Regions from separate parts of the Homo sapiens genome. Here region 1 is linked to region 2. Evidence: chromatin loops called from intact Hi-C (ENCODE). Cell type or tissue: HepG2. All regions are shown on one strand. Each heading gives the region's core, and the rest is flanking DNA. Links, peaks and the distances in the headings are about the cores only.

Region 1 (16,701 bases), core at 5,881-13,880, 460 kb before region 2:
TCAGAAGAAATACTTGATATGATTTCTACTTTTTTGAATTTGTTGAGACTTCTTTTGTGGCCTAAGATTCTGGAGAATCTATTCTGGAGAATGTTTCATGTGCTGTTGAAAACAATGTGTATTCTGCAGCAGCTGGTTGAAATGTTCTGTAAATGTCAGTTAGGTCTGTTTGGTCTTGTGTGTAGTTTAAATCTGCTGTGTCTTTGTTGATTTTCTGTCTAGATAATCTGTCTACTACTGAGAGTGGAGTGTTGAAGCCCTTACTACTATTACGTTGCAGTCTATCTCTCCCTTCACATTTATTAATATTTGCTTTGTATACTCGAATACTCTAGTGTTGAGTTCATAGATATTTATAATTGTTATATCCTGTTGATGGATTGACTCCTTTATCAGTATATAGTGATCTTCTTTGTCTTTTTTAGAAGTCTTTGTAGTCAATTTCATCTGATATTAATATAGCTACTACTGCTCTTTTTTGGTTTTCAGTTGCATGGAATATATTTTTCCACTTCCATTTTCAGTTTATGTGTGTCTTAATAGGTGAAATAGGTTTCTTGTAGGCAGCATATAGTTGGGTCTTGCTTCTTTATCTATTCATTTGCTCTATGTCTTTTATTTTTACTTTTTTTTTTTTTTTTTTTTTGAGACAGGGTCTCCCTCTGTCACCCAGGCTGGAGTGCGGTGGCACCATCTCGGCTCAGTGTAGCTCGACCTTTCAGGCTCAAGCAATCCTCCCACCTCAACCTCCTGAGTAGCTGGGACTACAGGCACATGCCACTGCAACTGGCTAATTTTTTTTTTATTTTTAGTAGAGATGGGGTTTTGCCACATTGTCCAGGCTGGTCTTGAGCTCCTGAACACAAGCAATTTGCCTGAGTCAGCCTCCCAAAGTGCTGGGATTATAGGTGTGAGCTGCCGTGCTCAACACTCTATGTCTTTTAATTAGAGAATTGACTTCATTTAAATTCATTGTTATTAATGATAAGTAAGGATTTTATTTTTAGTTTTTAAAATTTTTAAATATATTTTTGGAGACAGGGTCTTGCTCTGTCACTCAGGCTGGAGTGCAGTGGTTCAATCTTGGCACACCACAACCTCTACCTGCCAGGTTCAAGTGATTCTCGTGCCTCGGCCTCCCGAGTAACTGGAATTACAGGCACATGCCCCTGTGCCCAGCTAATTTTTGTATTTTAGTTGAGATGGTGTTTCGCCATGTTGGCCATGCTGGTCTTGAACTTCTGGCCTCAAGTGATCTGCCTGCTTCAGCCTTCCAAAATGCTGGGATTATAGGTACAAGCCACTGCACCTAGCTGATAAGTACAGGCTTTCAACTGCCATTTTGTTGCTTATTTTCTGGTGGTTTTGTGACTCCTCTTTTCCTTTCTTCCTTTCTTACTGTTGTCCTTTATGGCTAAGTGGTTTTCTCTGGTAGCATGTTTGAATTCATTGCTTCTTTTTTTTTTTTAACTTTTTAAAAATTTTTCCGTAAGTTATTCGGGTACAGGTGGTATTTGGCTACATGAGTAAGTTCTTTAGTGGTGATTTGTGAGATTTTGTTGCACCCATCACCCAGGCAGTATACATTGTACTCTATTTGTAGTCTTTTATCCCTCATCCCCCTCCCAGCTTTCCCCCCAAGTCCCCAAAGTCCATTGTGTCATTCTTTTTTGTTGTTGTTGTTGTTGTTGTTGAGACAGAGTCTCACTCTGTCACCCAGGCTGGAGCGCAGTGGCACAATCTTGGCTCACTGCAACCTCTGCCTCCCTGGTTCAAGTGATTCTCCTGCCTCAGCCTCTCCCGAGCAGCTGGGACTACAGGGGTGCACCACCACACCCAGCTAATTTTTGTATTTTTTAGCAGAGATGGGGTTTCACCATATTGGCCAGGCTGGTCTTGAACTGCTGACCTCGTGATCTTCCCGCCTCAGCCTCCCAAAGTGCTGGGATTATAGGCATAAGCTATCATGCCTGGCTTGTGTCATTCTTATGCCTTTGTGTTCTCATAGCTTAGCTCCCACATATCAGTGAAAACATATGATATCTGGTTTCCATTCCTGAGTTACTTCACTTAGAATAATAGTCTCTAATCTCATCCAGGTAGCTGCAAATGCTGTTAATTCATTCCTCTTTATGGCTGAGTAGTATTCCATCATATATATCACAGTTTCTTTTTCCACTCGTTGATTGATGGCAATTTGGGTTGGTTCCATGATTTTGCAATTGCGAATTGTGCTGCTATAAACATGTATGTCCAAGTGTCTTTTTTGTATAATGACTATTTTCCTCTGGGTAGATCCCCAGTAGTGGGATTGCTGGATCAAATGGTAGTTCTACTTTTAGTTCTTCAAGAAATGTCCACACCGTTTTCCATAGAGGTTGTACTAGTTTACATTCCCACCAGCAGTGTAGAAGTGTTCCCTGATCACCACATCCACGCCAACATCTACTGTTTTTTTTAATATATTTTTTTATTATGGCCATTCTTGCAGGAGTAAGGTGGTGTTGCATTGTGGTTTTGATTTGCATTTCCCTGATCATTAGTGATGTTGAGCATTTTTTCATGTTTGTTGGCCAATTGTATATCTTCTTTTGAGAATTATCTATTCATGTCCTTAGCTCACTTTTTGATGGGATTGTTTGTTTTTTTTCTTACTGATTTGTTTGAGTTCGTTGTAGATTCTGGATATTAGTCCTTTGTCAGATGTACAGATTGTAAAGACTTTCTCCCTCTCTGTAGGTTGTCTGTTTATTCTGCTAACCGTTCCTTTTGCCATGCAAAAGCTCTTTAGTTTAATTAAGTCCCAACTATTTATCTTTGTTTTTATTGCATTTGTTTTTGGGTTTTTGGTGATGAAATCCTTGCCTAAGCCAATGTCTAGAAGGGTTTTTCCAGTGTTATCTTCTAGAATTTTTATGGTTTCAGGTCTTAGATTTAAGAGTTGGTTTTTCCAAGGTGAGAGATGAGGATCCAGTTTCATTCTCCTACATGTGGCCAGGCAATTATCCCAGCACCATTTGTTGATAAGGGTGTCCTTTCCCCACTTTATGTTTTTGTTTTGTCAAAGATCAGTTGGCTGTATTTGGGTTTATTTCTGGGTTCTCTATTCTGTTCCATTGGTCTATGTGCCGATTTTTATACCAGTATCATGCTGTTTTGGTGACTCTCATGCTGTTTTGGTGGTGTGATGCCTCCAGACTTGTTCTTTTTGCTTAGTCTTGCTTTGGCTATGCGGGCTCTTTTTTGGTTCCATATGAATTTTAGAATTGTATTTTCTAATTCTGTGAAGAATGATGGTGGTATTTTGATGGGGATTGCATTGAATCTGTAGATTGCTTTTGGCAGCATGGTCATTTTCACAAATATTGATTCTACCCATCCATGAGCATGGGATGTGTTTCCATTTGTTTGTTTCATCTGTGATTTCTTTCAGCAGTGTTTTGTAGTTTCCTTGTAGAGGCCTTTTGCCTTCTTGGTTATGTATATTCCTAAGTTTTTTTTTTTTTTTTTTTTTTGCATGCTATTATAAAAGGGGTTGAGTTCTTAATTTGATTCTCCACTTAGTTGCTGTTGGTGTATAGGAGAGCTACTGATTTTGTACATTAATCTTGTATCCAGAAGGTTTGCTGAATTCTTTTATCAGTTCTAGGAGCTTTTTGGAAGAGTCTTTAGGGTTTTCGAGGTAAACAATCATCTCATTGGTAAACAGTGACAGTTTGACTTCCTCTTTACTGATTTGGATGCCCTTTATTTCTTTCTCTTGTCTGATTGCTCTGGTTAGGACTTCCAGTGCTATGTTGAAGAGGAGTGGTGAGAGTGGGCATCCTTGTCTTGTTCCAATTCTCAGAGGGAATGCTTTCAACTTTTCCCCATTCAATATCATGTTGGCTGTGGGTTTGTCATAGATAGCTTTTATTACATTGAGGTATGTTCCTTGTATGCTGATTTTGCTGACAGTTTTAATCATAAAGCGATGCTGGATTTCTTCAAATGCTTTTTCTGCATCTATTGAGATGATTGTTTGATTTTTGTTTTTAATTCTGTTTATGTGGTGTATCACATTTATTGACTTGCATATGATAAGCCATCCCTGCATCCCTGGTATGAAACCCACTGGATCATGGTGGATTATCTTTTTCATATGTTGTTGGATTTAGTTAGCTAGTTTTTTGTTAAGGATTTTGGCATCTATGTTCATCAAGGATATCAGTCTGTAGTTTTCTTTTTTGGTTATGTCCTTTCCTGGTTCATCCATAGAATGAATTAGGGAGGGTTCCTTCTTTCTCTATCTTGTGGAATAGTGTCAGAAAGATTGGTACCAATTCTTCTTTGAACGTCTGGAAGAATTCTGCTGTGAATCTGTCTGGTCCTGGACTTTTTTTTGTTGGTAATTTTTAAATTACCATTTCAACCTCACTGCTTATTATTGGTCTATTTAGGGTATCTAATTCTTCCTGATTTAAGCTAGGAGGGTTTTATCTTTCCAGGAATTTATCTATCTCTTCTAGGTTTTCTAGTTTGTGTGTATAAAGGTGTTCATAGTAGCCTTGAATGATCTTTTGTATTTCATTGGTGTCAGCTGTAATATCTCCTGTTTCATTTCTTAATGAGATTATTTGAATATTCTCTCTTCTTTTCTTGGTTAATCTTGCTAATGGTCTGTCAATTTTATTTATCTTTTCAAAGAACCATCTTATTGTTTCATTTATCTTTTGTATTTTTTTTGTTTCAATTTCATTTAGTTCTGCTCTGTTCTTGGTTATTTCCTTTCTTCTGCTGGGTTTGGGTTTGGTTTGTTCTTCTTTCTCTAGTTCCTTGAGATGTGACCTTAGAATGTCAGTTTGTGCTCTGTCAGTCTTTTTGATGTAGGTGTTTAAGGCTATGAACTTCCTCTTAGCACCACCTTTGCTGTATCTCAGAGGTTTTGATAGGTTGTATCATTATTGTCTTTCAGTTCAAAGAATTTTTAAATTTCCGTCTTGATTTCATTTTTGATGCAATGCTCATTCAGGAGCAGTTTATTTAATTTCCACATACTTGCATGGTTTTGAAGGTTCCTTTTGGAATTGATTTACAGTTTTATTCCACTGTGGTCTGAGAGGCTGCTTGATGTAATATTAATTTTCTTAAATTTATTGAAGCTTGTTTTATGGCCTATCATGGTCTATCTTGGAGAAAGGTCCATGTGCTATTGAATAGAATGTGCATTCTGTAGTTGTTGGATGAAATGTTCTGTATGTATCTGTTAAGTCCATTTGTTCTAAGATATAGGTTAAATCCATTGCTTCTTTGTTGACTTTTTGTCTTGATGACCTGTCCAGTGCTGTCAGTGGAGAACTGAAGTCCCCCACTATTATTGTGTTGCTGTCTATCTCATTGCTTAGGTCTATTAGTAATTAGTAAATTTGGGACCTCCAGTGTTAAGTGCATATATGTTTAGGATTGTGATATCTTCCTGCTGGACAAGGCCTTTTACCATTATATAATGTCCCTCTTTGTCTCTTTTAACTGCTGTTGCTTTAAAGTTTGTTTTGTCTGATATAAGAGTAGCTACCCCTGCTTGCTTTTGGTGTCCATTTGCATGAAATGCCTTTTCCCACCCCTTTACTTTAGGTTTATGTGGGTCCTTATGTGTGAGTCTCCTGAAGGTAGCAGGTGGTTGGTGAGTTCTTATCAATTCTCCAGTTCTATATGTTTTAAGCGGAACATTTAGGCCATTTACATTTAATGTTAGTGTTGAGATGTGAGGTACCATTACATTCGTAATGTTATTTGTTGTCTGTGTTCCTTGTTTTTGTTTTTGCTTTTTAACATGTATTTTTGTATAGGTCCTGTGTGATTTATACTTTAAAGAGGTTCTGTTTTGATGTGTTTCCAGTATTTGTTTTAAGATTTAGATCTCCTTTTAGCAGATCTTATAGTGGAGGCTTAGTAGTGGCGAATTCTCTCAGCATTCGTTTGTCTGAAAAAGACTGTATCTTTCCTTCATATCTGATGCTTAGTTTCTCTGGATACGAAATCCTTGGCTGATAATTGTTTTGTTTGAGGAGGCTGAAGATAGGGCCCCAATCCCTTCTAGCTTATAGGGTTTCTGCTGAGAAATCTGCTGTTAGTCTGATAGGTTTTCCTTTATAGGCTATCTGGTACTTTTGTCTCACAGCTCTTAAGATTCTTTCCTTCATCTTAACTCTAGATAACCTGATGACAGTTTGCCTAGGCAATGATCTTTTTGTGTTGAATTTCTCAGGTGTTCTTTGTGCTTCTTGTATTTGGATGTCCAGGTCTCTAGCAAGGCTGGGGAAGTTTTCCTCGATTTTTCCCCCAAATATGTTTTCCAAACTTTTAGATTTCTCTTCTTCCTCAGGAATACTGATTATTCTTAGGTTTGGTCGTTTAACATAATCCCAGACTTCTTGGAGGCTTTGTTCATATTTTATTATTCTTTTTTCTTTGTTTTTGTTGGATTGGGTTAATTCGAAGATGTTGTCTTTGAACTCTGAATTTCTTTCTTCTGCTTGTTCAATTATGTTGCTGAGACTTACCAGAGCATTTTGCATTTCTATAAGTGTGTCCAATTTTTCCTGAATGTTTTATTGTTTTTTCTTTATGTTATCTATTTCCTTGAATATTTCTCCCTTCACTTCTTGTATCGTTTTTTGGATTTCCTTGCATTGGGCTTCGCCTTTCTCTGGTGCCTCCCTGATAAGCTTAATAACTAACCTCCTGAAATCTGTTTCAGGTAAATCAGGGATTTCTTCTTGGTTTGGATCCATTGCTGGTGAACTAGTGTGATTTTTTGGGGTTGTTAAAGAGCCTTGTTTTGTCATATTACCAGAGTTGGTTTTCTGGTTCCTTCTTATTTGGGTAGGCTCTGTCAGAGGGAAAGTCTAGGGCTGAAGGCTGTTGTTCAGATTCTCTTGTCCCACAGGGTGTTCCTTTGATATAGTACTCTCCCCCTTTTCCTATGGATGTGGCTTCCTGTGAGCTGAACTACAGTGATTGTTCTCTCTCTTCTGGGTCTAGCCACCCAGCAAGTCTACCCAGCTCTGGGCTGGTACGGGGGGTTGTCTGGATAGAGTCCTATGATGTGAACCATCTGTGGGTCTCTCAGCCGTGGATACCAGTGCCTGTTCCGGTGGAGGTGACGGTTGGTGGTGGGGTCGGGGTGGGGGTTGAAATGGACTCTGTGAGAGTTTTTAGCTTTGGTGGTTTAATGCTCTATTTTTGTGTTGGTTGGCCTCCTGCCAGGTGGTGGATGGGGCCCTAGAACTCCCCAAATTATATGCTCTTTGTCTTCAGCTACCAGGGTGGGTAGGGAAGGACCATCAGGTAGGGGGCATGGCTAGGCATGTCTGAGCTCAGACTGTCCTTGGGTGGGTCTTGCTGCAGCTGCTGTGGGAGATGGGGGTGAGGTTCCCAGGTAAGTGGAGTTGTGTACCTAGGAGGATTATGGCTGCCTCTGGTGAGTCATGCAGGTTGTCAGGGAAGTTGGGGAAAGCTGGCAGTCACAGGCCTCACCCAGCTCCCATGCAAACCAAAGGGCCAGTCTCATTCCCACTGTGCCCCACCCAGTAGTCTGTTTCCATGTGATGGGCGAGCTAGGCTTGAGAACTTGCCCCAGGCTGCCCACCTCCCAGCTGAGAAAGAAAAGGGCTTGGTTCTTCCCCCTTCTGTGGAGACTGCACACTGGATTCATGCCCTCTGCCCGAGTTCTGGCCAGGAGGCTTCTCACCACCAGTTCAAATTGTTACAAACTTCAGCTGAAGATTTCCTTCTCCCCGTGGTGTTTTTCCCCACTCCTCTGGCCGCCCTTCTGATGGATCCCTGTGGTGCCAGGCAGGAATGGCCTGCCTGGGAACCCAGCGAGTTCCCAGGGCCTTTCCCACTGCTTCCTCTACCCCTATATTTCGCTCAGCTCTCTAAATTGACTCAGCTCCAGGTAAGGTCAGAAATTTCTCCCACAAACAGACCTCCAGTTTCTGCAGTGGGGGTATGTATTTGGGAGAGGAGGATCTCCCTTTCCCACTTTCACAGTTGGGGCACTCACAGTATTTGGGCTGTCTCCCGGGTTCTGCAGGAGGCAGTCTGCTTCCTTCAGAGGGTCTGCGGGTCCTTTCAAGATTGCTGGTTTGTTTTTGCCATTGATCTGGAGCTAAAATTCACAATGCAAGCCTCTGCACGCTGCTTTATCCATCCGAGTTGAAGCTGCAATCTAGTCCTGCCTCCCGTCCGCCATGATGATCCAAACTATTGCTTACTTTTCTGCTTTTTATTTTTAGTGTATCTATGATAGGTTTTTGCATTATAGTTGCCATGAGGCCTATGAAAAACACCTTACAGAAATAACACATTATTTTTAAAAGATGACAGCTTACCTTCGATCACAAAAAATAAAATCAAAGAAAAATCTAGAAAAAAGCTCTATACTTTAACTCCATTCCCCAAGATTTTGACTTTTGGTTATCTCAATTTACATATTTTTATACTATCTATCTCTTAACAAGTTGTTATAACTATTATTATAATTGTTATAACTATTATTATAATAGTTATAACTATTATTGTTTTTGACAGATTTTTCTTTTGGACTTCATACTAGAGTTATGAATAGATTGCACTCCCCAAGGACAGTATTAGAATATTTTGGGTTTGTCCATGTACTTAATTTTACCAGTATGTTTTATACCTTCAGATGTCTTCTTTTTGTACAAATCATTGGTTTCATTTTCTTTCAGATTGAAGAACTCCCTTTCACATTTCTTGTAAGATGGGTCTGTTTGTCGTGAATTCTCTCAAGTTTTGTTTATTTGGGAAAGCCTTTTATCTTTCCTTCATATTTAAAGGACAAGTTTGCTGGATACAGTATTCTCCAAAGGAAGTTTTTTAATTTCAGCAATTTTGAAAATGTCATCTCACTCCCACCTGCCCTGTATGGTTTCTGTGAAGAAGTCTGTTGCCAGATGAATTGGAGCTCTGTACTTGCTTCTTTTCCCTTGCTGCTTTTAGGATCCTCTCTTTATTCTTGACTTTTGATCAGTTTATTATATGCCTTGGGGGAGTCTTATTTGAGTCACATCTGTTTGATGCTCTCTCATCTTCCTGTACCTGGATATTTATCTCTTTCTCAAATTTTGGAAAGTTTTTTTTTTTTTTAATAAACTTTCTACCCCTATTCTTGCTCAACTCCTTGAACACCAATAATTCTTAGATTTGTTTTTTTCAGGTAATTTTCTGTATCTTATAGACAGTCTTTGTTGGTTTTCATTCTTTTCTCTTTTTTGTCCTCTGATTATGTATTTTCAAATAGCCTGTCTTTGAGCTCACTGATTCTTTCCTCTGCTTGATCCATTCTGCTCTTGAGGGCCTCCAGTGAATTTTTCAGTTTATTTGCTACATTTTCAGTAGCAAATGTATTTGTCAGTTCCAAGATAGCCACTTGATTTTTTAAATTGTTATTTCAATTATTTTGTTAAATTTATCTGATAAATTTATGAATTGCTCTTTTGTGTTATCTTAAAGATCACTGAGTAGCCGGGCGCGATGGCTTACACCTGTAATCACAACACTTTGGGAGGCCAAGGCGGGCAGATCATGAGGTCAGGAGTTTGAGACCAGCCTGGCCAACATGGTGAAACCCCGTCTCTACTAAAGATACAAAAAATTAGCCGGGTGTGGTGGTACGTGCCTGTAATCCCAGCTACTCAGGAGGCTGAGGCAGGAGAACCACTTGAACCTGGGAGGCAGAGGTTGCAGTGAGCTGAGATCATGCCATTGTACTTCAGCCTGGGTGACAGGGCGAGACTCTGTCTCAGAAATAAAAAAAAAAGATCACTGAGTTTCCTTAAAACTGCTATTTTGAATTCTTGATCATAGAGCTCACATATTGCCGTCTTATTAGGGTCAGTCACTGGCTCCTTGCTTTATCAATTTGAGAGGACCATAGTTCCATGTTTCCTGATGTTTCTTGTGGTGTGTGTTTATGTCTTGCATTGAAGGACAGTTCAATTGAAGGACAGTTGAAGTTATTTGTTCCATTCTCCCTCTGGCTTGTTTTTTATTGGGATATTTGCTTATAGATTCTGTGTAATTTACCTGCTGACTTTCTTTTTTTTCCCCCTGCTAGGTAGCTGCCTCCTTTTTGGCACTAGATGGCACTTTAAGCCCAGGTTTGCATCAATTCTAGCAAACAGTCAGAGTGCCACCCATCCTGAATGGAGGAGGTCCCAAAGGGATATCCCAGTAGTGTGGGAAGGCTAGCTAGGGGTTCATGCCCAGGGGACCTGTGGAACAAATCTCCTACAGTGTGGTGCTGCTGAACTGCCATGCTAATTTGGAGTCTCCTTTGGTTGAGTTACAGAGCAGAATTTCCATGGCTGAGGATGATAGTCCCACCTCCCCACTTTGTTTCTGGCTGTGTTTAGGGATATTTCTTTCTTCAAGTATACCTGATGCCTTCCATGAGTTGAGGCAGGAACCGATCTCCTGCCAGGGAACCCAAGATAGTAGGGAAGCTGGTTGTCCACCTCAATATCAGTTTGCTGTGTAGAAACTGTGAGTTGAGGGAAATTTTCCATACACTTGTACTGGGCAGATTGGGGGAAAGTGTGTCATAGATACAGAAGTCTGATTCTCTTACCATCTACTCAGTTTTTACACTTCTCTGTGGCTCTAGGAACTGTCTCTTTCTCATATTTGAGTTCTGGGATATTGCTGGTAATAACCTGGGTGCTGTGTATTTGTTTTTGTTTTTTTGTGGATGGGGAGGGGGAGTAAAGCCAGCTTGCTTCTACACTGCCATTTTGGAACCTGAAGTTTTTGTGGGAAGGTTTTTAATTGCAGTTTATAATTTAAATTGTTATATACCTATTTGTTATATTTGGTAGTTCATAATTTTTATATGAATATATACATTTTCTTTACATTTTCAAACGCATTAGGATAAAGTTGAAGCCATTTTCATTTTTCTCTTATTCAACTTTTAATGTTCAAAGTAGTAATGTTGCCTTTTTCAGTTTTCATGATATTGAGTATTTGTGTTCATTTTCTCTTCTTAAACAGTCTTACTGGTGGTTTATCAATTTTATTAGTCTTTTCAAAAAATCAACTTTTGGCTTGTTTGATCCTTCTCTATAATTTGTTACCAAGTTTATTTCTTTTCTTTCCTTTATTAGTTCCCCTTTTGTATTCCTGGGCTTATTTGATGTTTTTTTAATATATATATATTTTAAGTAGACTCTTAACTCATTGATTTTTCAGCTTTTCTTCCATACTAATATAAGTATTTAAACTATAAATATCCTTCTATTCTTGGTCTTAGCTGCAACCCACAAGTTTTGGTATGTAACTAATGTATGTATTATCAATATGTTTGAAATTTCATTTTATATATTCTTTGACTTACGAGTTATTTAAAATATTATTTATTTATTAACATGGGAATGTTCTTGTTTTTTTATTTTTAATTGTGGTACTCTTTCAACAAATTTTTAAGTGTTCAATGCAAAATTGTTAACTATAGGTAGATGTTGTACAGCAGATCTCTAGAACTAACTTATCTTGTGTAAATGAAAGGTTATACCTATTTAATAGCAACTCCCCATTTTCCCCTCTTCTCAGGCTCCTAGCAACTACCATTCTACTCTCTGCTTCTATTAATTTCACTATTTTAGATACCTTATAAAAGTGGAATTGTGTATTATTTGTTCTGTGCCTGGCTTATTTCACATAACATAGTGTCTTCAAATTTCATCCATATTGTTATATATTGCAGATTTTCCTTCCTTTTAAAAGCTGAATAATAATAGTCTGTTGTATATATATATATGCCACATTTTCTTTATCCATCCAGGATATCCTCGTTTTTTGTTTTGTTTTGTTTTTTACTAGGCTTTAGTTTAATTGCATTGCAGTCAGAGAACCTACTCTGTGTGTTTTTAATTCTTCCAACTTTGTTAAGCATATGTTCCATTTTTGTAAGGATTCCTTGAGTCCATGGAAATAGTGTGAATCCCATAATTTTTAGGTTCAGTGTTCTGTATAAATCAGTCATATTTGCTAATAATGTCATATTTTATCCTTATTAATATTATCACTTTTTTGAGCAGTTCATGAGAGGTGTGTTAAAATCTCCTGCTTTGATTATGGATTTATTGACTCCTACTCATAGGCTGTCTATCATTTTTTTCATTATAGATTTTAAGTCTATGTTATTTAAGGCATAATTTTTAAATTATTCTATCTTCCTTGAAATTTTGATCAGTTATGAAGTTTCCTTCTTTAGTGATGTTTTTGTCTTGAAGTCTACTTTTTCTGATTTTAATATGGCCACATCAGCTTTCTTTGATTTTTACTTACATGCCATATTTTTTTCCTGTCCTTCTATTTTTACCCTTTCTATTTTCTTATATTTTAGATGTGTTGCCCATAAACAGCATTGAGTTTGGTAGGCTTTGTTTTTAATCTAGTGTCATAATTATTGTCTTTTAATTAGAGTATTTAGTCCATTTACATTTAATGTTCTTATGGGTTTTTATCTACCATCTTACTTTCTACATGTCCTCTATATTCCTGTGTTTCATTTATGGTACTATTTATTGGTGTTTTATTCTTTCTTACTATCACCAGTGATATGTTAATTTAATTGGCATTTTCAAAGAATCAGCCTCAAGATTTTGTTGATTCTATTACTTCTTGCAACTGCGTCAATAATCCGTTGCCACAATAATGCTACTAACAAACAGCTACAAAACTACAGTGGCATACCACAATAAGCATGTATTGTTCATGCATTTGGTGTCAACTAGGCAGCTCTGCTGATCTTGGCTGAGTCTACTCACATGTCTTGGAGTGTTTTGGCTGACAGGTGATCTAGTCAGGCTTTGGCTCTGTTGCATGTCCCTCTCATCCTTTAGGAGGCTATCTTGTACAGGTTCTCATGGAGAGGGCAGAGGCACAAGAGAGCAAATGGAAACATGCAAGACCTCAGAAGGTTTAGGCTTTGAACTAACACATGCCACTTGTCCAAGCAGGTCACATGATTAAACCCAGAATCAGAGTGAGAGGGGGCCACATGAAGCAAAGGGCCTAAATACAGGGAATATGAAGAATCAGAGTCATCATTGCAACCCATGTTCACACACAAAAAGAAGAATGCTGATGACTTTTGTCATGGTCTTCTTTTTCCTGACCTAAGGAGACACAAACTTCAGCTTAAGATTGGTCTCCTGATTTGTGATACAATGAGAATGGGGAAATGGTATCTGTTTTCCTGGAGGAGGCTAAGACCTTATCCCAAGTCTCATCTCAAGATGGTGATTTGGGAATTGTCAACGTATTAAGCTCAAGTTTATTGTACTGGTTGGCCTGGAGTCTACACCACATCCCAGGTAGGAGGAGTTTCACTGAAAATTTTGAGAAAAGCCCTTTGTCCTTTCATGCAACCCGCCTAGTATCTTTCTTTGTATCACTGTGGACTTTATTATCAACCTCTTGTCATTCATTCAGTCATTAAACAAATACTGAGTGCATCCCATATACTAGACTTTAGGAACATAGTCTAGTATGTAGTGAGTCCAGTACCAGCCAATGACAAGATAAACATGCAAGACAAACAACTTTACAATAACATCATTGTCTTGAAGGATAAAAGAGTGTGGTGGGACCAGAGCAGAATTACACCTAAGTCATCTTGAGAGCATCCACATAGACTTCATAGCCTCCACATAGACTTCATAGACCTCAAAGCTTTTGAGTAAAACTTCAAAGCAAATTGGAGCTTTCTAGGTGAATAAGCAGAAAGATTTTCCTAGCAGTGATATCAAAGAGTGTAGAATAAGGAGATATTCAAGACCATGGCTTATTGGGGGAAAGTACAAGTTCAGTGTTGCTGGAGCATCAGGTGAGGGAGTGGCAGGAGACAAAGCAGGACAGGAGAACTGAGGCCAGGCAATCAAGACCTTGCATGCCTTGCAAGAGAGTTTGGATTCTATTCTATTACATCGGTCATATGTGATGATGAACCATTGGAAATATTTAATTAGAATGCATTACATGCTCAGTTTCTAGTTCACAGGAAGACTTTACAAAGGCCACTATGGCGTCCAGGAAGGAGATGAGGAGGGATTGAACCAGAACAATAACTATGGATTAGATCTGGGAGGTATTTTAGATAATTAATGGAACTTGATATTTTATTGGATATGGGGAAAGGAGATTGTGGAAAAGGGGACTATCAAGGATGATTTCAGAAACTGGGTAGATGGTGGAACCATTTTGTGAGGTGAGATTAATAAGAGTGAATGGATTATTTGATGAAGATGCTGAGATGGTAACAATCATTTCTGATTTGGACAGGTAGAGAGTTTGACTTTCCTAGTAAGCATTTGGGTAAATACACTGCATTCAGTCAGCCACAGGTGCCTATTAAAGTAGACAGAAAAATGGCCTCACTAAAGACACCCTTGTATAATCTCTGGAACCTGTAAATGTCACCTTTTTTTTTTTTGAAAGGTCTTTGTAGTTGTGATTAAAGATCTTGAGATAAGGAGATTATCCTGGATTATCTAAGGTGCCCTAAATGCTATCACAGGCATCCTGTGATAAGGGAGAGACAGAGGGAGATTATAAAGACAGAAAAGGAAAAGGCAATGTGATTATGGAATCAGATTGGAATGATGTAACGAGCCAAGGAATGCCAAAGCCAACAGAAACTGGAAGAAACAAGGAACAGATTCTCCCCTAGAGCCTCTGGAGTGAGCATAGGCCTGCTGACACCTTGATTTCAGCCCAGGGATACTGATTTCCAACTTCTTATCTCTAGAATTGTGAGAGAATAAATTCCTGTTGTTTTAAGCCACTAAGTGAGTGGTAATTTTTTACAGCAGCAACAGGAAACTAACACAATTATGAAGAAGACAAAAGGAAATGAGGCCAACCATGGCACAAAAACATGTCAAGAAATAAGGACTTACTCACTCTTCAGAAAGAACTCCTTGAAAGAATTGTCTGTGCTCAATGTTAATTTTTTGCTTTTTGTTTTTTTGTGTATCCATTGTATGTTTTTAGATTTGAGGGATGAGGCTTGCAAATAATATAACCCATTATTTTAAACTGATGACAACTTAACACTGATTGCATAAACAAACAACAACTAACAAGCAAAAAGAAAACTAAAAAACTACACTTTATCTCCTGGCTTTTTTGTTGTTTCTATTTATATCTTACTGTACTATGTCTTGAAACATTATAGTTATTATTTTTGATCTTTTCATCTTTCTACTTATGAGTAGTTTACATACCATAATTACAGTGTTATAATAGTCTGTGCTTTTCTGTGTATTTACTGTTACCAATGAGTTTTGTATCTTCAGATGATTTCTTATTGCTTATTAATGTCCTTTTCTCTCAGATTGAAGAACTCCCTTTAACATTTCTTGTAGGACTGGTCTGGTGTTGATGAAATACCTTTTGTTTGTCTAGGAAAGTCTTTATTACTCTTTCATGTTTGAAGGATATTTTTGCCAGATATACTATTCTAGGGTAAGAGTTTTTCTTCTTCAGCACTTTAAATATGTTATGCCACTCTTTCCTGGCCTGCAAGGTATCCACTGAAAAGTCTGCTGCCAGACGTATTGGAGCTGCTTTGTGTATTATTTGTTTTTTTTTCTCTTGCTGCTTTTAGGGTCCCTTTTTTTACCCTTGACCTTTGGGAGTTTGATTATTAAATGCCTCGAGGTAGTCTTCTTTGGGTTAAATCTACTTGGTGTTTATACTTCTTAGACTTGAATATTGATATCTTTCTCTAGGTTTGGGACGTTCTCTGTTACTATCCCCTTGAATAAACTTGTATCCCTATCTCTTTCTCCACCTCTTCTTTAAGGGCAATAACTCTTAGATTTTTCCCTTTGAGGCTATTTTCTAGACCCTGTAAGCATGCTTCATTCTTTTTTATTCTTTTTTCTTTTGTCTCCTCTGACTGTTAACTTTAAAATAGCCTGTTTTCAAGCTCACTAATTCTTTCTTTTGCTTAGTCAATTCTGCTATTAAGAGACTGATACATTTTTCATTATGTCAGTTGCATTTTTCAACTCCAGAATTTCTGCATTATTTTTAAAATTATTTCAAATTATTTGTTAAGTTTATCTGATAGGATTCGAATTCCTTCTCCATGCTATCTAGAATTTCTTTGAGTTTTCCTCAAATCAGCTATTTTGAATTCTCCATCTGAAAGGTCCTACATCTCTGTCTCTCTGGGATTGGTCCCTGGTGCCTTATTTAGTTAGTCTGGCGAAGTCATGTTTTTCTGGTTGGATCTGATGCATGTGGATGTTTGTCAGTGTCTGGGCACTGAAGAGTTAGATATTTATTGTAGTCTTTGCAATCTGGACTTGTTTGTACTTTTCCTTCTTGGGAAGGCTTTCCAGGTATTCAAAGGAACTTGGATGTTGTGAACTAAGTTTTTGGTCACTGCATCTATATCTGCATTAGGTGGGTACACAGAGCCCAGTAACATTTTGGTTCTTGCAGACTTGTAGAGGTGCCACCTTGGTGGTCTTGGATAAGATCCAGAAGAATACTCTGGATTACCAGGCAGAGACTCTTATTCTCTTCCTTTACTTTCTGTCAAACAAATGAAGTCTCTCTCTCTGTGTTGAGCCACCTGAAGCTGGGGGAGGGGTGACACAAAGCACCCTTGTGGCCACC
Region 2 (16,701 bases), core at 2,871-10,870:
AGGACATCAGTAGGCATTTCACAGATGAAACAAAAATGGCCAATAAACATATGGGAAGATTTTTAACCTTATTAGTAGTCTAAGAAATACAAAATAAGACATCTTATTTTCACTCAGTTGACCAATAAAAATGAAAAAATCTGATAATAGAAAGTGTTGGCAAGAATGAAGATGAATGGGAGCTCTACACAATGCTGGCAAAAATATGAGTGATGCAACCACTTTAGAGAACAGGGGTTATCTTGTAAAGAAATTATTTTATTCTATAAGTCATTAATTCCATTCCTAGATAGCCATCATAGAGAAAACATTAAACATGCAGATGCTGAAACACATACAAGAATGTACATGGCTACAGTTTTCACAAAAACAAAAAGCTGGAAACAATCTAAATGTCAACCAACAAGAGAATGAAAAAATAAATTGTGGTCTACTTATAGTGGAATACCACATCACAGAAAACTTGATGAACTATTGCTACATAGCACAATGTGAATAAATCTTAAAAATATGTAACTGAGTAAACAAAGCAACAATACTTTATTAAAAAATTCAAAAGTAAGGACAACTAAAGAACATCCTGTTTAGAGATACATAGTTACATAGCAAAACTACAGAGCAAAGCAAGGGGATGATGAACACAAAGCCAAGATAAGGCCCCTCTCTGAGGGGAGATAGCAGAGAGAGGGAACAAGGAAGGAGTGTAGAAGCCAAAATGATCTGAAGCTGATGGTGGGTTTCTGGGTATTTATTTCATTGCTGAAAACAGAATATACAAATGTAAACTGGTACATGCCCTTTTTAAAAATAAAGAAAAAAGAAACATAACATGGGTTATTGTCCAGTGGGAGGGGAGCAAGGAGAGGCCTTCCCTTTTTTATTTTGTATCTTTCTGTGATGTTTGAGTTTTCTAAGAATATATGCTACATTTTAAAAAAATGAATAGGGGTTATCTGCATGAATGAGTTATGGGCTTATGTTTTAATTTTCTTCTTTATACTTTATATATATTTAAATAAATGCCATTTTATGTTTTTTGTTTTTTGTTTTTTTTAAGAAACCTAACATCTTTGTGAATACTCACTGATTCTAGTAATTCATGTCAGGTAGAGGCTACCTAAATGGATGTCAGGAATGGGGAATCTGAAACGTAGGTTTAACAGGCAAAGGTAACTGCTTAAAAATACACAGTGCCATACACAGACCAGGTGGTGAACTCCATTTTCATGTTAATTTTTTTCCTATTTTTGTAATGTGACTGTAATTTTACATAGAAAGCAAGCAAAATCTTAAAAGATCTCAACATCATTTGGGCCTATAAACTGTCTAAATGGAAAAAAATATTTTAATTATCACTGCCACCAATAAATTTACTTACTGAGCACTAATTAATGTTTATTTTTAATGACAAACTGAAATGGCTTGAAAATATCTTACTGTTATTCCTTCATGTTCTCTCTTCACATGTCCTTTATTCTCTTGAATAGGCTGAGGCTCTGAAGAACTCGAATTCTGTGTGTTTTCTGCCTTTTGACCTAGAAATGGTGGGGCAGGGGGGTAGCGGAAATAGAAGGAATGTTTCAGATAGTAAAACCGGAAAATGATTTTATATATAGGTAACTATTAAATTTAAATATTCTAAGGTATGTAAAAACAGGAGTTATGGGCCTGGCAAAACAGCAGCCTATGGGTCAAGTCCACACTTTAGACCTGGTCTCTGGCCCACAGAGAGCTCTGAAGAGAGTGGATTGATTACTGTTCACTGTGGCCAACAGGTTCACTTAGCGCATTTATGTTCGCACAGGGGAGGGCAACAAAACCCTTCCTGGGGTCTTGGGGAAGGTATCTCAGAGAAAAAGTGCCTGTGTTGGCCAGATGAACCAACAGGAAGAAGAGAGCAGTAAGGTGCCTCAGTATTGCTTGAGAATAAAGATTGACGAAAGCACAAATAACCAGTTTCAGTAATAAAAAAGGGAATATCACCACAAAGCCTGAAAACACTAAAGCTGATCATAAGAGGATTTTATGAATAATCTGGGGGCAATAAATTTGAAAAAAAAAAAAAATTTTTTTCTACAAAAACATAATTTATCAAAGTCAGAACAAGAAATGGAAAATCTAAATAGTCCTATAACTATTTTATTTTAACTTTTTTAATTTTTTAACTTGACATATAAAAATTATATTAATATAATATGTATAATATATTGTTTTGAAATATGTGTATACACTGTGCAACGGCTAAATTAAGCTAATTAACATGTATCACATACTTTTTTGTGGTGAGAACACTTAAAATCTACTCTCTTAGCAATTTTCAAGAATACAATACACTGTTACAAATTACAGTCACCATACTGTACAACACATTTCTTGAACTTATTCCTCCTCCATAAGTGAAATTATGTTAAAATATAAATGATATTTTAAAACATTCCTACAAGAAAAATGCAGGCAACTGGTAGTTTCTACCAAATATGTATAAAAAAAAAGCCTTATACAAAACCTTTCAAAAATCTTTCAGATAATACATTTTCTGAAGCTTTTACTGTATTTTCTTATTTCCAGAGGATTTCTAAGACAGAATAATTCCCTACTCATCTGATGAGACTAGCATGACTTTGACATTAAAAGATATGAGATAACTTGTTGATAAATAGAGTTGATTTCTTAACTAATTCATGACACCAAAACAGAATAACTATTTCCAATGATACTAGACACACTTTAAGCACACTCTTTCATTGAGAAATCTATTCTTCACTGTTTACAGGTCAAACCATCTGTCTCCCTGCTTTCCACACCCTGTTGCTGCTGCAAGTTGTTGGTGAAACCGTGTAGATTAATGCTATTAAAAGTTATTATTTTCCATCTCAGCAGAGTCGGCAAGCTGTTAATAAACTTTTTCACAAGTCTGGTCAGCTTTCCATTCTCATTTTCAACTTTAACGGCTCTTCTCACAGCCCTTTCCCTATGTCCCTGCCCCCATCCTGCCTCCCTGCCTTCCATAATACCTAACTTGATGCCCTACTTGACTTCATGTTGTAACAGCCTCCGTCTTCCTTCTACTCCAGCCACTTGGACTCCTGTCTCGTCCTCAAACATGCCAACCTTTAAAAAAGTGGGTATATATCTACATATAGATATATAAAAATAATTTAGATAAACAGGTTTAAATAGTGCAAATATTTCATTGCCATAAATCACATCCTTCTAATCAAATTAAAAAGGTAATTCCCTTGAAATAAATATATTCAGAATATATGTACAAAGCAATACTATATGCAGCTTTTATTCCTCTGCCAGAATCTATAGTTCTGTATTAAACACTGAAGACATCATGTACCCTGAGAAGAATCTGAGCACAGCGGCTCGGGGATGTCGGAGGTGCTGCTGCTCCGAAGGACCTGCTGCTGCTGTCCCACTGTGAGATGGCCAGATCCGGCTGCAGGTGCATTTTCTGACTGTTGACACTCCTCCACTTCTGTGAGCATTAACAAAACATGCAAAGTTACAGTTCAAGTTTTTAAAAAACACATTCACCACTTAAAACAACCGATTTAAAAAATAAAGTTTCAAATGCTTTTCACAAATAATTTATAGTCAGATAATCTGCATTTAAATGATCAAGTTTCCTACACTTGCTAACCCCTAATATTCTACTCCAAGAGTACCTTTTCCACTTAAGTTCTATAAAGCCTTTTATTTTTCAATCAAAGTAAAGGAAAAAAAGCCACAATAAAAGGTTAAGAACTGTAAAAGTCATTTGACATTTCAGGGCCAGGCATGCCAAGGAAAGAGAGATTCAGGAGATGCACAGAATGGGTAATGTACATTTGAGAAGAACAGAAAACCACACACACACACACACACACACATACACCCTGAAGGAAGATGAAAGGAAATGTGGGAATTTCTACTGCATTATGCCTTTTTAACAGGTAAGTGCCCAACTGTCCAAAATAAAATGCTATAGTTATGTAATGGCTTATTTCATCAAATGCAATGCTGAATTATTCTCTAAAGTACAGAATGATCCACAGGTATTTGTAGAAAACCAATATATATGAGACATAAAATAGAAAACCATAGCTGGGTAGGGACCACAGGATAATCTCAGTATTATTACAAGCTATATTCCCCTATAGAATGAGTTCCCCCCAGCTCATTTCTAAACTGCACAGTACACTTTAATCTCTAAAGACCACCCAAGGCACTGGAATTATCACCCCACCCTCTCTTTCTAGAGTCACAGCTTCAGGGTTGCACCACCTTTTACGTAGGTTGTTTTAATAGCCTGCAAACTAATCACTAATCACTGTCCCTCTCTTCTTACCACCTTCATATTTATCCTCTCCATGGTCCATCTAAAATAAAGATCTGGCTGTGCCACTCCTCTTAAAACCCACCAAAGCCCTCTCTTGTTAGAGATTCGTCAAACATCCTAGTCAGGGTGAACACAGGCTTTCCTTGATCTCACGGGACATACTGATCCCCTTGCAAGGTACTCTAGCTCACTTTAGTCTCCAGTAGTACTAACCCAGTTGGCACCTGCTACTCTGTTCTTCCTGCTGTTCACTCCCCTATGCTAAACTCACACCTGCTCCCTCATCCCTCCTTACCATGCTGCCCTGGGAATATCCCCTACAGGACCTGCTCCCTGGCCCTGCATGCAAGCCCCATTGCTCTGTTTCTCACTAGATTCCACACTCACTGACGTAGTCATGAAACTTTACATCCACATAACTAGAATATTTTCCACAAATTTTAATTTGCTCATTACTACTACTAAGAAGAGGATAATCAAAACTCAGCCTGTATTATCTTAACTGGCTGGGTCACCTGGTTTGTCACCTGAAATGGAAACTCACTGTCAATGGGCCACCCTCTGTATAATCCTTTAATCTGAGTCATAAGGCAAACTGATGGCTCACCTTAAGCAAGAAGTATGTTGGAAGATTCTACATTTAATACAGAGGATTTCAACAAAAGGTTGCTATTTTTTCTATCCAAATGAAAATGCATTTTATAGTGTGCTGATATGGTTACAAGACCTCAAAACTATGAAATTTGTGTGATCCTTCACTTACAAAAATTTATCAATTTACTTTTTTTTTTTGCTCTGTTGCCAGGTTGGAGTGCAGTGGTGTGATCACAGCTCACTGCACACTCGACCCCCCTGGCTCAACTGATTCTCACACCTCACCCTCCTGAGTACCTGGGAGTTCTGGTGCACACCACTATACCCAAAAAATTTTTGTCTTTTCACAGAGATGGGGTTTTGCCATGTTGCCTAGGCTGGTCTCAAGTAGTCCGCCCACCTCGGCCTTCCAAAGTGCTGGGATTGCAGGCGTGGGCCATGGTGCCCAGCCCACAGTCTAACTTCAGATGCTGGTGGGAAACTGTTTGGAGTACAAGCAAAGATAGGCCAAGGTAGCAAGAAAAGACAGCTATGTTAAAGCCTCATGTTTCCCAGGTTGTCTTTGCCTTCCTCTTCTTTTGAACAGCCAAGAACTGTTCATTTTTCTACAGAGAAACACAAAGCATATGTGCACATTTTTAATCTACTTACACATCCCAAAGTACAGACTACGTCCTTCTCACAGATCTATTTCTAGTCTCTTCAGCCTTCAGCAACAGAAGCCAAATAACACCATAGGGCCAGCCCTTCCGGCTGTCTTCTCTAATTGTTTATTCTAATTATGCAAGATGTTGAAACCTTCTGGGAACAGTTTATATTTGTTAATGAATCTACTGGTTAATCCAGTATCAGAAGGGGGAGCCCAAGAGCTTCCTAACTTTCTAAACTATAATTGGCAAATGCCATTTTTTATGGATAGTGGGAAGAGTTAGTCTCTGAAGCCTGATGCCAAAAACAGATAGATGTTGGTTTCTGGGCTATGAGCAGGAGCAAATAAGAGCTGAGCCAACACTGGCAGCATCTTCCTAAAGATAAAGAACATCGCCATCTGGTGGGATGCAATATAGCCACAGCACCATTGCTTCCAAATTAGAGCGTCCCCACTGGTCCTCAACACAGCAGACGGACGGAGAGCCTGCCACCACCAGCTGGTCTGCCTTCCCAACAGGCTGGCCTAATGCAGCTTTTAAGGCTTTGTTTTTATAAAGCTGTCAGGAGGGACGTATCAGATGGAGAAAGTCCAAGCCTTCAGGAATAGCGGTCAGTAGCAGGGCAGGAGCACTCGTGATTTAGTGGGAAGGAAGGGGAGAGCCACGATGCTTAAGTGTGCTGTTGGGTTGTAGGTGCCCTGAGCTACCTACTCCTGTAGTTGACTATCAATTGAGATGGTGTGAAAAGAGAATTTTCAATTCTCCTTATCCCACAATTTAAATCCAATTTCCTGATTTGTAACAGTATATTTATTGGGATTTTCTCATATTTTATATTAAATACATGTTTTGTATAAATGAATACATGAATGACAGAAACAATTTCTTTATACTATTTTTCCTTTTTAAATAGTTCTTGGGCTCCCTCTGCTGGCATTTTATTTAAGAAAGAGCAATTTATGTTAAATCTGCTCTCATTCTGTGGGGTTAGCTGTTAGCAGTTGCTCTTTCATAACGAATGAAAATCATTTTAATAGTGATATGCAAATACCAAAAGACAGGATTATCTGATATTTAAAATGGAGAAAGAATTATATCAGTTACAATAAAATTATATAATACATCCTAGATCTATTGCATTTTCTATTTTGAATATCACACAATTTGTTTAAATCACTTCAAAGAGCTAAATTCTATCTTAGATTCACCAAATAATGTACTCTCTCTAAAGCCTAGTTAGTTCCAACTACCCAGATTTTAAAAGCACTAACTTTCTCGTCTCTTGACAGTGTAAGTTACACAATACCATTACTAAACTATTACTTTCTTTTTTTTTTTTTTTTTTGAGATGGAGTCTCGCTCTGTCGGCCAGGCTGGAGCACAATGGCGTGATCTTGACTCACTGCAAGCTCCACCTCCCAAGTTCATGGCATTCTCCTGCCTCAGCCTCCCAAGCAGCTGGGACTACAGGCACACAACTGGCTAGTTTTTTGTATTTTTAGTAAAGATGGGGTTTCACCGTGTTAGCCAGGGTGGTCTCGATCTCCTGACCTCATGATCCACCCGCCTTGGCCTCCCAAAGTATTGGGATTACAAAGTGAGCCACTGCGCCCGGCCTAAACTATTACTTTCTAAAGCTCCATTCGAAACACCGAAAAATGATCAAATAAGGATTACTTAATTTCATTTTTTTCCACTGAGAAAAGGCAGTGTGATCAAATTAAGTGTGTAAGCTCTTCAGTAACTTCTATTTTTTTTTCCAGATCTCTATTTTTCACAGCAATTTCACTCACTTTTTAAGTCTTCCTTACTCAGTCTTACATTTAGTAAGTGGAGTGAGGCTCATTCTTCAATAACCAAAATTCTGAGTTCCATTTATCCCTTATACAAGGTTGCATAAGCAAAATAAATAGTATAATTTCCTAATTTTTAAAACACCTTGCATGATACCAATCTGATCCTATAAAAAGCATAGGAAATGCATATCAGCTCAGCATCTTGAGGTTTCCCACAAGATCAAACTTCCCAAGGGTAAATCAGACCAGGTCCTGACAAAAAAGCACTTCCTAGAAGCACACAAACCAGATGCAGAAGCAGCGAGGCAAGGTTTGCCATACCATTCCAATATGCTTTTTTAGAATAAGGGGAGATTGTTGATCCTCTCATTACTACTATTACAATATTCCTAAAAGAAAAATAAAATCTACTATCTGTAAGTGCTACAGATTGATAAATGTTTTAACCTAAAAAGCAGTTAAAATTGTAGAACAGACCGGACGTGGTGGCTCACACCTGTAATTCCAGCACTTTGGGAGGCCGAGGTGGGTAGATCACAAGCTCAGGAATTCAAGACCAGCCTGGTCAACATGGTGAAACCCTATCTCTACTAAAAATACAAAAACTTAGCTGTGCATGGCATGCCTGTAATCCTGGCTACTCGGGAGGCTGAAGCAGGAGAATTGCTTGAACTGGGACCTGGGAGGCAGAGGTTGCAGTGGGCCAAGATCGCACCAGTGCACTCCAGCCTGAGGTACAAAGCAAGACTCTATCTCAAAAAAAAACAAACAAAAAACAAACAAACAAAAAAACTGTAGAACAGCTGGAAAGAACTGTTCTCACGAAGGGAAAAAAACAAATAAAAGAAAATCACAAAAAGTGCCAGTCCTACCTCCCCAACTGTGTTTCTTTATGTAGCTATTCATATTAATGGAAACAGGTGGTTGTGACTCCAAAATACAAACGTCACTTCTTCCTCCCAGAATATGAACAACCCACCCAAAATTCTGCTGCTGCCGCCAAATACAGTCCCCAAAAGATCAGAAAAACAAACAATCGTAGCTAAAAGTAAGTAATTGTCTATTGCTTATATTATTAAAACAATTTTGGTGGGTTTCTAAATCACATAGATTAGAAACAAAAACAAAAAAAGTTAAATGTAAACAAAATTAGCAATCATGTTAACTTAAATGTAAACAAAATTAGCAATCATTGATAGGGTAAGGAGCTTGTGCCAGAAAGTAAAATTAAGTGTCATATTATCTAGCAGTATGTTGGTGGGGTATGCCTACATACTTGGATTTAAATTGGAGGGCAAATTCAATACTCTAATGTGCCAACCAGTGGAGAATATACAATCTGCCCTTGGGTCAGTCTCTTGATAGGACAGTCATAAAGGACAATGGCAACATTTTAAGTAGTAAAGAACCAATGGCATCAGGCTAAGAAGCTCACTATCATAGTTGGAATGTCAGGTTGTTCTCAAAGTCACTATACTCTAAAGTTCTTTCACCCTTTGTGCTACAAAACCAAGAACAAAGATGGCAAAGGCAGGAAAACTGCAGACCGAGCCCAGGCCACTTGATTTCACTCTGACTTAGGATTTCTCAGCCTCGGCACAGCTGGTATTTTGGGCCAGACAATTCTTTGTTTGGGAGCTGTCCTGTGCATTGCAGACTATTCAGCAGCATCCCTGACTTCCATCCACAAGCTGCCACTAGCACTGTCCCACTTGTGACAATTAAAAATGTCTCCAGGCATTGTTGAAATTGTCCCCAATTGAGAATCACTGCTCTAAATCACATTTAACTTCAGTTGGAACTGTATACGTATATACAGGAACCAAGAGTCTTAGTAAAATAAAATGTAATATTGAATGAGAACAAAAGCTTCCAAAATTAAATTACTAATAGGAAGAGATTTCTTGTGGGAACATGTTCTGGACAAACTAGTGAAAAACTTAAGAGAAACAAAATATAGAAAAAAATGGACTGTGACATAAGAAAACTTTTCACCATGAAAAAAATTCTTTTGGGGTGTGTATTAGCCAAACAGGGGGTAAAATCATTTTAAATACTTTATTAATCATCTCCAAACAATAGCTTTTTTTGAAAACCAAATAATTGGGCAGTTAAAACTCAACAGTAATGTAATTGACTAGTGACCATTTTCCCATGTACCATTCTTACTGTTTTTCACCTTTAATAGTTACTGGAGAAAAAGAGTTTTCTAAGAAACATTATAGTCCTCGCTCTTGGTAAAACTTCTTCCCTTAAATTCTATAAAGTAATATGGTATTTACATAGCCATCAGAGAACGTAAGCTTTCATTTTGCTTTGCTAAAACACAGTATGACATAGTTTAGTACTACAGAAAGCCACAATTAGGTTATCTCCAATGTTAAAAAAAATACTAATCTTTGGGAGGCTGAGGCAGGTGGGTCACGAAGTCAGGAGTTCAAGACCTGCCTGGCCAACATGGTGAAACCTCATCTCTACTAAAAATACAAAAATTAGCCAGGTGTGATGGCACACACCTGTAGTCCTAGCTACTCGGGAGGCTGAGGCAGGAGAACTGCTTGAACCCGGGAAGCAGAGGTTGCAGTGAGCCGAGATCATGCCACTGCACTCCAGCCTGGGCAACAGAGAGAGATTCTGTCTCAAAAAAATCAAAAACAACAACAACAAAAAATACTAATCTACAACGCCAAATTTCTGAAAATAAAAAAGATCATGAAAATGATCTTTCTCTTTTAAGGAAGAAGATTCAGTTCATCCTAGAATCACTGAAAAATAAATAGACATAGGCCTAATTATTCAATATAGAGAAAGGTAAATCCTTCTGTTGAAGTAAGTAGGCCAAAAATGACTTTTGGTGCTATGATATCTTAATAAAAAATGTACTGTGTGTAAATCACACATGGCTAAATTCAATTTTAATTGGCTGAAGTACAGGAACAACGTTTCTTTGTTTTGGAAATTACTGCTTTTTGGCACTGGTCCTTTTGCACTCAAATTTCAATAGTATAAATCTATATAACTGGTCATTACTTCACATATATGATTTATTAACTCCAAGTAGATCCCGCCTACATACATTTTTCTAGTTTATTCATTTTTTGGAAGGCATAGTAAGCATTCTAATACTGACATTCTCAAAACTTTTATGAAAATCCCCTTACTTTCTATGGGCACTGTATAGAAGACACACTAAGGCAGGCATCACATTTCCCCCTATTAAATAGCTATGGACTGAAAAACCCTTCTATCCTTCTTAATTGTTATTGCCAAGACCAAAGTTATAGAAATTTTTCTTGACTATCTAATTGCCATTAAGTATCTAACTACACAAGAGCAATTACTAGCATTCATTGCAATTTAACACTAGTGTAATGGTCAGGCACGTGTGTGATGTGGGGATATTAACAAAGGAAGCAATGCCCAGAGGCAAGCGGGAGAAGCCCAGGAACAGTGATGGACACATGAGACAGTATTACAGTACCTGACAGCCTGTGAGAGCAAGAAGAGTAAGAGAGACCAGGTAAGAGAGCGCTCACGGTGTGAAGGAGGAGCGGGACGCTTTTAGTGGCAGGCAAAGCCTCAGAAAGGTGGACACAGTTGCTGATAGACTGGCTTCGCTTAGCTTCCAGGAGAGATAAAGTAATAATTATGTCAGAAGAACAATAGGACCTTTCACTTTATTATTATTACTTTTCTGGGCTCTCTTTAAACATTTAAAGGAGGTCATTTAAACTTTTAAACTTTAAAGGAAGTCAGTACAAAGTATAGTATTTAATTGTAGTCTCTAAATACAGCCAACTTTCAGTCAGTCATTCTCATGACACAGGACAATGGGCAATCCACAAATAATTTTATTTTGAAATGCTTTATATGTTTAGCCTTTCCTTCTTTCTGCTGTGTATCAGATTCACATTCAGGTTATTTGCCTGGACAGACATTATAATCAGTTTTCCTTTCCTAAAGGACAAATACAAAAAGACCATGGTGAGAGAGGGCATATCTGGCCTTCATTCAGAAGTTGGTTTGCTGAGAGCTGACTGTATTCAAAAGCAAATCATTTAGTAAATTAAATATCCAAAAAGCTCAAGAACACATAAAAGTCAAGTTGAACATTAAAAGATTTGATATTTGAGGAAAAGGTAAAATCTCCATGAAACCCATCCTTTTATGTCACATTTCATGCTTATTAAATCCATACATCTTAAGTGTCTACTTTACGGTGTTCTTATGTTTTCTATATACTGCTAGTCAAATAAATATTGGAGGAATTGAATGAACATAGGAGGAAAACGTGCTTCATATATGTAAAACCACAATCTGTAAAATCAGTTTTATTCTAAAACAAAAATATAAAGATTTACTTGCTGCTTTACTATTTTCATATGACATCAGTTAACATTAATGAAATGGAACTACAAATGATAGTAACACATTTGCAAAAACCGGAACAAACTTTTTACCCTACTGCCCTTTCTCCTACCCTTTGCCTATTCGAATTCCCAATAGGCTGGGAGCCTGTAATCCCAACACTTTGGAAGGCCAAGACAGGCAAATCACCTGAGATCAGGAGTTCAAGACCAGCCTGACCGACATGGTGAAACCCCATCTCTACTAAAAATACAAAAATTAGCTGGGCATGGTGGTGCATGCCTGTAATCCCAGCTACTCGGGAGGCTGAGGTGGTAGAATCGCTTGAACCTGGGAGGTAGAGGTTGCAATGAGCCAAGATCACACCACTGCACTTCAGCCTGGGCTTTTTTTTAAGACTCTGTCTCAAAAAAAATAAAAAATAAAAAAAAAATCCAATGATAGAAGAGCTGGGCATGGCAGCTCACTCCTGTAATCCCAGCACTTTGGGAAACAGAGACGGGCAGATCACCTAAGGTAAGGAGTACGAGAACAGTCTGGCCAACATGGCGAAACCCCGTCTCTACTGAAGAAAAAAAAAATTAGCCTGGCATAGTGGTGCGCACCTGTAGTCCCAGCTACTCAGGAGGCTGAGGCAGGAGAATCGCTTGAACCTGGGAGGCAGAGGTTGCAATGAGCTGAGATCGCTCCACTGCGGTTCAGCCTGAACAACAGCATGAGACTCCGACTCAAAAAACAAAACAAAAAAAGAATCCAATGATAAAAGCAAATAGTTTTTAGGAATTGGAATGAGAAAGGAAATCAGTGAATGAGCATCCTCAAAAGTTGCCTGCTAACAAAGAATTGGGTCTCTCCTCAGGGGAGAGAATGACAGAAAGAAAGAAAGAAGCAGAATAGGCTGTGCATGTAAATAAGGTGATAATTTCCAGCAAATGCTACAGCAAAAAAGTATGAGAGAGTTACAGTTAAGGTGGAATATATTTTCATAAAAACTCCAACAGGATTCTAAACCATCTGTATTAAGCCTTTACTAAGCACTATAGAATATGTTAAGCTTTAATGAATCTTTGTTTTATGGCCAGAGGATCTTGCGACTTTCTGAAGTCAACATGTTAAATATCAATTACAATTGTCTTAAACCTAAGTTACAGGCTCAAAGTCACTGGGGAGGAGGTGGCTTTATTTATTCTTATTAAATGCCGTATACAAGCTTCTTTTTAAAGAGTTCACTTTTTGTTTTAAAAGTAAAATGTAGGGCGGGCGCAGTGGCTCACGCCTGTAATCCCAGCATTTTGGGAGGCCGAGGCGGGCAGATCACGAGGTCAGGAATTCGAGACCAGCCTGACCAACATGGTGAAACCCTGTTTCTACTAAAAATACAAAAATTAGCCGGGCGTCGTGGCACGCGCCTGTAATCTCAGCTACTCAGGAGGCTGAGGCAGGAAAATTGCTTGAACCCGGAAGGCAGAGGTTGCAGTGAGCTGAGATCACACCATTGCATTTCAGCCTGGGCGTCAGAGCGAGACTCTGTCTCAAAAAAAAAGAAAAGAGAAGAGAAGAAAAGAAAAGAAAAGAAAAAAAGAGTAAAATGTAGCAAAGTAGTCCAATTAACTGGGGGTTGTTGGTCAAGTTGTTAACTGAAATACGCTGCAAAGATAACATCCACAGGCATGAAAAGGCTCAATTTTCCAAAGGAGCAAAAAATGAAAATGTCTATCCAGTCCTGAAATTCTCCTTTTCTTTGCTGAAACAGGTTGCCACACTCTAAAGATTAATATTGTTTAACACTGACAATAGTGCAACTACTGGTGTATTTATTAACAATCTATTTTCTTCAAGGTTCAAACAAAACCTGTATTTTCTCTATTTCGCACAAATATCTCACTCAATATCAACATCACAAGTTCTTTCTCACAATGGAGGATTTAGAAATAAGTAACTGAAAACTGTGATTTGAAAAGTAACCAGAGCATAAAGCTAAAAAGATGTAGAGACATTTCATTTAATATAAGGTCTAATATTTAAATTTTGAGTAGAATTTTTAACACACTTTATGCCTATAAATTTATTTTAGATAACAATTAGATTTTTGAGAAGCATTTAAATAAATGTTTACCAGTTGCTTTTTGGCGAACAATATTTCTTGCCTTTTCCACTCCCGGTGCTCCAGACGTGGTGGCACTCCTAAATCGCATCGGTTCGGTCACATCTGGGTGGCTCCGCCAGCTGAGAGAAAAGGACCTCCCCACGGTGGTTCCTTTCTGAGGATCTAGAACACAGCCTGATAAAGGAAAAGAAAAATAATCTAAAGGCTGAATTCATTATTATTCATTTCACGCTTGTGTTGCTCAGCAAATGGTGTACCTACAACTATATATAATCAGCAGGTTTCCTTGTCACAAATTAAGTACCACTTCCTTACACTGCAATTTAGGAAGTTGCTCATATGTCACTAATTTAAGAATTCTTGTTGCCAAAATATTTTCAAGAATCTAAAACAGTCTTATGGATATTATTATATCTTCATAGTACTCATTCCAATATACAAAAGAAAGTATTAATAAACCTTTCTCAATACAAGAACAATATCAAATGAAGTTATACTACTGTTCCCAGGACACTCCAAAAACCACTACTTATAAACCAAAAACTCAGAGATCCTGATGTTAGAATAGTACTGCATCCTGTAGACACCAACCCCTCCACAAATCCCCAGAGCAATCCATGCCTATAAACTCTAATGTGGATTCAGTCAAATGGGCAGGATAATGAAAATCTACAAATAATACAAAATCCTATTTTAGCAAAGGTCCAAAACAATAAAACATTGTAGTCTGAGATTCAACTTTTATTTTTCCTCATATTGTTCTGGTTAATTATTTCAATGAGAGGCTATGGACCAAAAGAAATAGAGGAGGAAAGAGAATGGCAGACTTACAGATTTCTGCACAGGTATGATGTGGCCAGTGGCTGCCACCTGTGGCATGTTTCCACACCCAGTTTCCTCTGCCTGTGCTTTTTGTTTCTAGTAGTCTAGCCCTTAGAAGGCAAGTGTTTCTATAATAAATATTTAAATCCTTTTTAGAATAAAGCAACATAAATCAGAAATATTAGTCATGGTCACTAATTAAATAATGTGTTCGGTACATTTTGAAAACAGTGTTTTCGAAGTTGTTTGCCTTCCTAAGATAAGTCTGTCTCTTTAGATGAATCTGTGGGTAGGAAGAGAATCTTGCAGAATGGCAGGCGTGTGTGTGTGTGTGTGTGTGTGTGTGTGTGTAGTGTATGCACACATGTGCACTCGTGCATGGATTACAACAATTGAAGGTAGGTCCTTATCTCCTATTTCAGCTCTCCTCCTCTGGCCTGAAAGGTATCCTTAGCCAGGTAAGTTCTCTTCTGGGCTGAGAACGACTGTCTTAGGGAGGCAAGTTCCTAGTTGGAAGTATCTGGGTCCTCTCAGGCCCCGGGTTTACACAAAGGTCCTCAGAGCTGTCAGAGAGGACTAGATGGACGCCAAGGGCCCAGACTCTTGGCTCCCTGCCCCTACTTCAATCCTAAATCTCCAGTCTATTTCTTTAGAAAGGAGTTGTGTATACCTTCAACCGGGAAGAAAAACGGATCTGTTAAAAATGTTAGAAAATCATTGCATTAGACAGTCTAAATCTACATTGGGATTAAACTGTTCCACTGGATTGCCATGTACTTCAACTACTTTATTTTGGCTTCTTACTAACTTGCTTTTATTAATTAGTGCTTTGGCAAGCCATTCTCAGATTTCAATGAAGATATAAGAATCCACCACATTTATTATACGTGTATATGGTTTACTAACCACTGTAACTGGTTCACACCTCCCTGTATCCACATCCTCTGTTGTTCTCTCCTGTAATGACATTAGGCTTCATCACGTGACTTACTTGGTAGCAAAACTGAACAAGCAGAGACTTGAAATGCACTTGAAAATTTGAGCTTACCCTCTTACTGCCCCTGAAACTCTAAGCCACTTGGTGAACAAGCCTGAGCTAGCCTCTGGCTGCTGAAACACGTGGCCCAGTCACACCTCATTGCCCCTGCTGACAGCCAGTCAACCCGTAAAAGTAGAGCTGCCTAGCTGACTATTTCACAGCGTGGTTGACTGCAAACACAGAAGCAAAGACCAGCAGAAGAACTGACTGGCTGAGTCCAACCCAAATTGCCAACTCATCAAATCAAGATAAATAAGTGGTTGTTATTTTAAGCCATAAGTTTTGGGGTGATTTGTCACATGGCAAAAGCACACTGATACTGTCTATAAGGCAGCTGGTATTATTAAAGGGTAGTCTACACAATAAGCAGTGTGTACCCTTTAAGAAGCTTTGAAGGAAAAATTCCTCCCAAGTCTCAGGAGGACCTAATAAAAGCTAAGCATCACCTAAGTGATTGAATTGTTTTTACCCTATGTGCTCTGTGATTCTCTATTTGATGTAACCCTGCAAAGACCAAAATCAAATCCAATGTTTGACTTTTCCATCTCCCCAGCAAGCCCACGAGGCTCTATGGCATGTATTTTGGCATTTTAATCACAATGGCAGTTCCCTGCAACCTCACTCATTTTGACCCTATTTTGTATTTGATCTACTGTACTATATGCCTTTCTATGAGCTGCCTCAAATCTTTACAGAGTAAGGTGTAGTACAAGTGAATTAATCCAAGGACCATGCCACATCCTTAAGCACAGTAATTAAGGGGATGCCAAATTGTCATTCCTAATAGAAACTACCACTGATGTTTTCTACCTTGAAAACATAACTTTCATTTGAGGTTCTCAGTCCCAAAACAACTTTTACCCAGAAATACAACAAAGCCAAAATAGCTCCCATCTGAAGCATTCAGAATTTCTCCACGTTTCCTAGAGAGGCTGTAGAATGCATCTTAATAGTGTGACATCTTGAGTTGTATTTATCCAGCTTTGATTTCTAAACAC

What was found. Peaks named below come from ENCODE experiments on the same cell type or tissue, not always from the same donor. Only the 100,000 strongest peaks of a DNase experiment are listed, where the experiment ranks them.
Region 1: a loop joins it to region 2, with 26 times the contacts of the local background. A loop is called at or near these places in 4 of 110 quality-filtered maps.

The regions. Positions count from the first base shown.
Region 1 is chr20:20,120,479-20,137,179 of GRCh38, forward strand. All of the region lies in intron 8 of CFAP61 (cilia and flagella associated protein 61), which reads left to right. Among named protein-coding and RNA genes, the nearest start is that of CFAP61, 76 kb to the left of the region's middle. In HepG2, for the core only: a CTCF peak has its summit at 10,149 (motif pointing right); a DNase peak (open chromatin) is centred at 10,173.
Region 2 is chr20:20,587,831-20,604,531 of GRCh38, forward strand. It overlaps RALGAPA2 (Ral GTPase activating protein catalytic subunit alpha 2), which reads right to left. Exons shown (of 40, transcript NM_020343.4): 16 at 13,852-14,016; 17 at 3,347-3,484; 18 at 1,438-1,535. Among named protein-coding and RNA genes, the nearest start is that of RALGAPA2, 120 kb to the right of the region's middle. RefSeq lists enhancers at 15,670-15,749, 15,940-16,119. In HepG2, for the core only: CTCF peaks have their summits at 5,950 (motif pointing left) and 6,522 (motif pointing left); DNase peaks (open chromatin) are centred at 5,971 and 6,501.